Regions from separate parts of the Homo sapiens genome. Here region 2 is linked to region 1. Evidence: chromatin loops called from intact Hi-C (ENCODE). Cell type or tissue: OCI-LY7. All regions are shown on one strand.

Evidence for each region. Hi-C counts contacts between places; a loop is a spot of excess contacts. Peaks named below come from ENCODE experiments on the same cell type or tissue, not always from the same donor. Only the 100,000 strongest peaks of a DNase experiment are listed, where the experiment ranks them.
Region 2: it touches region 1 in a loop (2.1-fold over the local background); 1 of 110 quality-filtered maps calls a loop at or near these places.

What each region holds. Positions count from the first base shown.
Region 1 is chr2:86,066,414-86,070,413 of GRCh38, reverse strand. It overlaps POLR1A (RNA polymerase I subunit A), which reads left to right. Exons shown (of 34, transcript NM_015425.6): 13 at 142-396. Among named protein-coding and RNA genes, the nearest start is that of POLR1A, 37 kb to the left of the region's middle. RefSeq lists an enhancer at 1-942 and a silencer at 3,861-4,000. In OCI-LY7, no CTCF peak of the experiment used is centred here; a DNase peak (open chromatin) is centred at 2,113.
Region 2 is chr2:85,953,140-85,957,139 of GRCh38, reverse strand. No RefSeq gene overlaps it. Among named protein-coding and RNA genes, the nearest start is that of ST3GAL5-AS1, 66 kb to the right of the region's middle. In OCI-LY7, no CTCF peak of the experiment used is centred here; no DNase peak of the experiment used is centred here.

The DNA.
Region 1 (4,000 bases):
GATGAAAAATTCCCCTTGCATTTAGTTAACTAGAACGTGAGACAAAAGCCACACCTTGGTCAAGCTGAGGTGAGCACTTGGAAAGAGCCGTGGTGATACTGACGTTTGCACTGATCACCCACCTGTCCACTCTGTTCCCAGGTGTGCCGGCATGTGAAGAATGGGGACATTCTGCTACTGAACCGACAGCCCACACTGCACAGACCCTCCATCCAGGCCCACCGTGCCCGCATCCTGCCTGAAGAGAAAGTGCTGCGGCTCCACTATGCCAACTGCAAGGCCTATAATGCCGACTTTGATGGAGACGAGATGAATGCCCATTTCCCCCAGAGTGAGCTGGGCCGGGCCGAGGCCTACGTCCTGGCCTGCACTGATCAGCAGTACCTTGTTCCCAAGGTAGGTCTGGCCTTGAGGCTGTTCCGTGGTCATCGTCAGCATGACTTAGCACTTTTAAGTTGGGCCCTGCCAGCCCCTGGGGTCATTGGGCAGCTCCAGGACAGGGGCGCCTGGAATGGAGGGTCCTGGTTTCTCCCAGGTGGGGCTTTTAGCCCATCTAGTGGCTTAGAGGCTGGGAAATGTTTCTGTTTTGCTGCGTTGTAAAATGTAAATCAGGACAGAAATTGTGATAGCCATCCCAGAAAGCCAACCTTAATAACTGTGTGATAGGTCTTGTGTTCAGCACTTAAATTTGGATTCTGCAACTTAGTAGCCCCCGGCTAGCATTAGCATCCCAACACTGTAATGGTTCTCATGGTCCACTGATGACTTTGATCCTTTGTTCTGACAAACATGAGTTTTAAGAAGCAGCCTAACCCCAAGGGCCCAGAAGAGATCCCGCAGCAGCCCGTGAAGGCATCTTCTGTCCCCTTTGAATCCTTTCCTTCTTTCTCCAAGTTCACTCCTCAAGGGCAACCCCTTGTGGTCACAGCTGTCCAGAGGGACACGAGGGAAGGATAGAACTTCCTCCCCCGTCTCCTTAGCAGCTGACTCTTGGCCAGGAGTGGCAGGGGCCTGAGTTAGCATGTGCTCATGGGAGGGACAGAGCGGGGAAAGAGGCAGGCTGCAGGAAAGAAGACAGAGTGTGTTCCAGTGCCTCCTTCACCCTCACCACCCACCCAAAGGTCTGAGTCCTCCTAAATTATAAGCCATTTGCGCCACAATGATTCATAGTTATACATCATTCATTTGGATTGTGGTGGAGTATGAAGAATAATCGTAACGTCAAACCAAGGCTCCCATTTCCCAAGTACTTTTTCAGTGCCATACACTGTGCAGAGAGCACTTTAGAGGCTCCTCATTTCACCCTCCCCACAGTCCTTGGAGGTAGGTGCTATTCATGTCCACATTTTACACTTGAAGGATTCGTGTAACTTGTCCAAGGACACTCAGCTGAGAAGCAGCAGGAAGGACAAGGAGTTCCTGGATCTTCCTAGGGTTTGTGCTACCACAGAGATGGAGACCTCTGTGCACAGGGAGTGCCAGGGGCTGCTCAGAGATGCCTAGTGTCAATCAGCATCCTCTGCTCCTTGGAGCTTCTCTATTCCCATCAGCCGTCTGCCACGAAGGAATCAGGCAGGTGGCCAGGAGCCCGGCATCCCGGACCCTTTTCCCACCAGATGCACCACTGTGGCTTCACAAGGGTCCCGGTTGTTTGAGTTGGCCTTTCCCTTCTCTGCCCACCTTTGTTGGCTGTGGATTAGCAAAGGGACTAAATGTAGGAAGAAGTGGTGAAGGGCCTACCCAGATTACTTGGAAATTAAAAAAAATACATTTGCTAATTTGAAAAGTGGCTTTTTATGTTTTCATTTAAATAATAATGTGGCTCTGTGGTGGTGGCAGTAAAAGCTGCCATTTATTAAGTGGGTCACAGGCCTTAGGCACTGCTGTAAGCAGTTTGCAGACATTCCCTTCCTTATGAGGTTGGTGTGATTTTCAGACAAGGAAACACCAAGTGAGTAATATGTCAGCCAGCAATGAGGCCAAGACTTGAACCCAGCAGCTTTGGACGACACCCGCCCCCCCCCCCCGCCCATGTGCTTGGCTGTGCGTGTTCTTAGCCCCACTCGACAGCCAAGGCTGGGACTAAGGGAAGGCAGGTGACAGGAAGTGGCTGCCAGAACTGTGTGGGTCTCTGACTCTATAGCAGCCGAGTCATATTTCACCAGAGGGGACACTACCGGGGAGCAGCAGATGGTTTTTTGCTGGCAGAGTGACCTGAGGCATTAGCTATGTGGGGAGTTGAGGTGCTCTGAAGTCCTCAGACCAGTGACCTTGAATGTGCTGTGCTTGATTTTGATTGAATACGGTGCAAAGCCATAGGAGACTTCATGCTTACATTGTGTCCTGCAGTGGGCTGACATATAAATCCAAGTGGACCTCATCACATGCTAATATGCCTATGAGTTTTAGGTTGGGCGTACACTTAAGGGAGGCAGGAGAACACAGGTAAATAAACTTAATGTCAATAAATTAATTTATTGAAAAAAGCTTATGGGAGATGGCTTGAAGATTCACTGTACTTTCATTCACTTTCTTTTGTCGGAGGTAAAGAGCTTTTGATTCTTGATAAATTTTATTTAGTCCTTGGTGTAAATGCCAAGAAGTGGAATCCTTATATTTGCTAATGGTTATAAAAATGCAACATGTCTTTATTGGCAGAGTCCTAAAAGGACAAGAGCTGATTTGGTTAAACTAGGAAAACCAGTATTTTGAGGTAATTTTTCTTAGCATATCTTTATTTCCCTTAGTTTCCATATTTCTTTATTTATAATTCAATTTCTTCTCTATTACCAGGTTATCTTCCTTAAGTAACCATAATACTGAATTAAAGTACATTTTGTCGTTGGTTTTATGTACTTAGTAGAGTTTTGTGGCGTCTTTTTACTTAAAATAGGAGTTGAATGGAACTCATTTCTTTTCCATGAAAACAGTTAAACTTTTCATTTATGTGTTACTTTTTGGACTAATTTTTTTTCCTTCTGTTTATTTATTGAGGGCCCATACTTTGTGGAAAGTTTTTAAGCAAGGCTTCAGATATGTTTCCTGACTTCTACTTAGTCAGCTAGAAAATTCAAGTTACAGGGATACCCTATTCACAAAGCATCCTAACCAGAGACATTAATTGTAATGTCATTTTGCTATTAAGGAGAATAGTAAAGCTGACAATTGTCTGGGGTTTTGATTCAGAGGTGTTCTTTCTGATCCTAAGCAGGAGTTAGGAAATTTAGAATTATAAGTAGACCTTTAGTAATTGCTTTAATCAGCATTCTGCCATAGAATTTGTGATGATTGCATTGAAAATGATTTAGCCATCAAAGTAATTGTCTAGTCATGGAAAAATCTGGACAGAGAGAGGAAAAGGCACTGAATAGATCACAGAACCTGTAATTATGTTCTTTAAGGAAAAAAACAAAAGGAAAAATCAGTATCTGCCCCCCAAAGACTGTGAGATGAGTCAAATGCATAATACTGGTTTGGGTTTTTCCCCCAAGCAAAATAAGACCATCTAGGCAACAAGAGGTAGAGTATAATTTTTTTATGTACATTATTAAGTGAAAGCCTTCATAAGAGGGGCTGTGTGCTCCATCTGATCTTGCCTTAGGTCTGTGCCACCTTTCCAGCCCATCTGTAATCGTTATCTTTGAGTTTACATAGAGCCCATCACTGTAGTGTTTAGACCATTTGACAAGGATCCTTTTTTAGCCTTTGAGTTAGTACATATGGTTAAATTTCTGGTGCTTCTCCCAGACTGCATTTGTGAGTTCCCTTAGCCTTAGTTATAAAACATGACCATACTGTTGGCTAGTATTTAACAAATAATCAAATGATTAATAATCTTTATATCCAAGGCACAGGTTTTTCTCAAATTCCTATAAACATTGAAAAGTTTACAAAATCTACATCTTAAAGAACGTCAGTGAGCATAGCTATTTTTACTTCAGCGTGCGTTATGTTGCCGTGAACACAGACCCGACAGATAAGGTTCAGGAGACTGGGGATC
Region 2 (4,000 bases), 110 kb after region 1:
TCTTTTAGAAAATATTCTCAAGCGTTTCCAGTCCACTATATGTTCTATTTTTCCCAAAGGATTGCATTTCATAAATGCCACCTGATTCAGATGCCACTTAAACTCAAAATCCTTCTTTCGTTAGTTTTGCCTCTCACACTGATGTTCAGTCGCTTGAGACCAGGGACTGGGTCCTTTGACTCCACACTAGAGACATGGCAGACCATCACTAAAGACTGGTTAACCAAGGACTTCCTGTGGGGAGTGTCATTTCCTGGAATGGGATAGTCATGCTCCATTATCATGTTAAGCATCCAATATAACCATTACAATATTGGGATTCTTGAAATCTGGTGTTCTTGGGCATTCATCTCCCCAGGTTCGCATTGACCCAACCACATGGCACCACTCAGTGAATAGGAAATGGGTGAATCACAGAGGAGTTTCCATTCATTCATCTGACAAATAATTATTAGATTCCAAAACCGTTCTTAGCACCTGCAAGGAGTTTCAAGAGAAAAGGCATATATATATGATAAAGACCCACTTTCTAGTCTAGTACAGTGACACCAGGTTATAAGCAGACCAATAAAGTTGGATAAAGAAGCAGGCAAGAGATTTAGAAATAAGGTCCGAGGAGGCAACATTAGGGACAGGCATGTGGGAACATGACCCAAGGGAGGCCCAGAATCGAGAACAGGTTTCAACAGCTGTCTCCACTTATCAAACTGGCAAATGTTAAAGACTGACAACACCAGGTGTTGCTAGGGTGTGCAAAGCAGACTCCCACGTATTGCTGGAATGGTGTAAATTTGCACCAACCTATCTGTGGGGCAATCTCACAAAATGTACCAGCCTTTAAAATGTATATATGTATAACTCGGCAATTACAGTCCAGATATTTATCTTGTGGGAATAACTGGGCAAATGAAAACTGACATTGGTACCACTGTAGCCTATTCATTGTGTCACCGCTTGGAGAGGGTAAAATTGTAATCATTTGACCACGAAGTTGTCCCTGAACCAATCACAATGGCCAGAGGGATCGAGTCTTTTGCTCGGCCAGGCCTCAGTCACACATCTCTCCTCTGTTGTCAGGGGATAGAGGAGGACTGTGATTGACAGCTGAGCCATATGGATTAGGATTAGAGAAAAGACAATTCCCTAAAGGAAAAAAAAAGGAGGAACATTGTTACTAGAGGACTGAGAATGGGAAAGCCAAATAAAATCTGTAACTAGGGCCGGGCACGGTGGCTCACGCCTGTAAACCCAGCACTTTGGGAGGCTGAGGAGGGTGGAGAACTTGAGGTCAGGAATTTTGAGACCAGCCTGACCAACATGGTAAAACCCCGTCTCTACTAAAAATACAAAAATTAGCTGGGTGTGGTGGCATGTGCCTATAATCCCAGCTATTCAGGAGGCTGAGACAGGAGAATGGCTTAAACCTGGAAGGTGGAGGTTGCAGTGAGCCAAGATCGTGCCACTGTACTTTAGCCTGGGTGACAGAGCAAGACTCTGTCTCGAAAAAAAAAAAGAAAAAAAAAATCCTGTAACTACCCCAGTATACCATAGCAGGAGTCACTGGTGCAGGGGGAGAACTGCTTCAGGCAGACGGACTAGATTATTTTTTACAGAACCTTTACAGTCTGTGATGAAACCACCTCCAGAGAGGAGGAGGAGGAGCGGAGAAGGCCACCCCTGACGAAGGAGACCTAGACTTGTAAATCCAGCTCTATGAATAATTGAATAATTTTAAAGACATGGTTGAGGCTGTGAGGTAGTTGTAAGAAACATATAAGCAAACAAGACGAATGAGGATGCTATGGGCAGAGCCAGGAAAAGTCCCTGACCATGGATGGGCCCATGTGGTGCCCACACATGTCAGCGAGACATTGGCTAGCACTGTGGGTACAACTTGCTGCCAGGCGACCTGGGACAAATGACTTAACCACTTAAGACCTCAGTTTCCTTATCTCTGAGATTGAGAGAAGAAACCGATCTATGGGCTGACTGTGAGAATGTCATGAGCCTGTGCAGGTAGAAACACCTCTGTGCCAGTCATTGTGTACACAACTTCAGCAAGGAGAAGGGGAGGGCATAAATGGCCCTCCAATTTAAACAGAAGAGAAAAAAGTAAACAGAAGAGATGAAGGATGGTGGCTCCAGGAAGTCTGAAAACTAGGGGTTTATTCCAGGGCAACGGGAGCCCTCAAATTTAAGCTGGTGGCCATAATGAGGGTTACAATGGCACTTTCAATCAGAAACTATGTTGAAAAACTGGAACTTGCCCCCCTCCCACAAGTCCTTAACTGTGTATAAGTGGAACGACTGTTTACTTGTACATTTTTATTCTCCATGGCTCACTCTCACTGGCTATTGAAACACTTCAAAACAGGAACTTCTTAAACCCCCCAAGACCAGGTTAGGGCACCCTGCCACCACCACCCTGTTCCTCCATTTTGCCTTGTGCCAAGAGCACCACAGGCCTGCTCCTGTCTCAAGTGCCTTTCCCTGGGTCCGACGGGGGACAACGTGTACTGTGGTTGCCTTGAATTTCCTCACCTCAAATTCAGATCTAGTGATGCTTGCACCATCAAGGTGGCAAGCATGCATTGCTCTGTCTGGGAGGGAAGGGGAGATTGACACCATGAGAAGGTATGAGCGCGGAGAGAGCACGAGGTGGTCCCACTGCTCCTGACCCCCATGAGGTCCAGTCTGTGTGAAAAACAGCATTGACCCAGAAACACAAAGGCACCCCTGTGTGTGTGGTATTGGGCAAGCCTCTGGCCTCTCCAAGCCTGTTTCTTTATCCTTAAAATTGTGGCAATTCTATTCTCTGAGGGCAGCCATGAAAAATGGGGAAAATCTTGCAAGAGCCTCATAGCCTCCTAAGCAGCCATGCCCTGAGAGGTCTGTGTCTTTTTTTTTCCCCCCCGAGACAGAGTTTCACTCTTTCACCCAGGCTGGAGTGTAGTGGTGCCATCTCAGCTCACTGCAACCTCTGCCCCCCGGGTTCAAGCGATTCTCCTGTCTCAGCCTCCAGAGTAGCTGGGACTGCAGGTACCCACTACCACGCCTGGCTAATTTTTGTATTTTTAGTAGAGACAGGGTTTCACCATGTTGGCCAGGCTGGTCTCGAACTCCTGATCTCAGGTAATCCACTCGCCTCGGCCTCCCAAAGTGCTAGGATTACAGGCATGAGCCACCTTGCCCCACCGGTGTGTCATTTTCACTCTTCCCCATCCCACAGGATTTTACGGAGTGTCACAGCCGTGGTCTGTGCCCTGAGGTAAGAAGTAAATGGGTCAGATAATGAGGCATGAAAATGAAGCCAAAATGAAGCAGGTATTTCACAGAGGCTCGTCTTGGAGTTTTCCATCAGGAATCCAAAGTGTTACTGCTACTGCAGACATCTGGTGTTGCTTGGCTGTGGCCAGAGGGAGATGCGATGTGTCAGCCAGGAAATCTCAGAGGTGCCTGTGAACAGGAGGGAGGCCACTCAGAAGTGGTGTCCACGGGGCTGTGAAAGGGCAGGAAGAGAACGAGGAAGCAAGGAAGCAGGCAGAAGGTGCTTTCTTTCCCTTCCCTGGCTCCTCCTCACATGCCTGGGGGCCCAACCAGCTCCGGTATCAGAGCATAGCCACCCTCAAATGGCTTCATGTCACCCCCCACCCCCAACTGTGAGATCTCCCTAGACATGAGGCAGAGACTCTAGCAAAAGGATGGCAGTGCTCTATAGCAAACACAGCCATTCCAAATGGCATTCATGAGACAATTCCTTCATTCTCTGCTCTGTGCTTGGTGATTTGGAAAGAAGCAAAAGACATTGAAGCTGCAAGCTGCTCACAATAAATAGCTGTATTTGCACAGCCAGCCCTGTAGGCCTTCCCCAGATCTAAGCCACCTAGGACCATAGATGCCACTATGGCTCTTCTGTAAGCACATCACTGGTCACTGATGTCCGGCAGGATGACTGGAGTGACAGGAAGGTGGGGGTATCTGAGGGTGTGGTATGGACCCC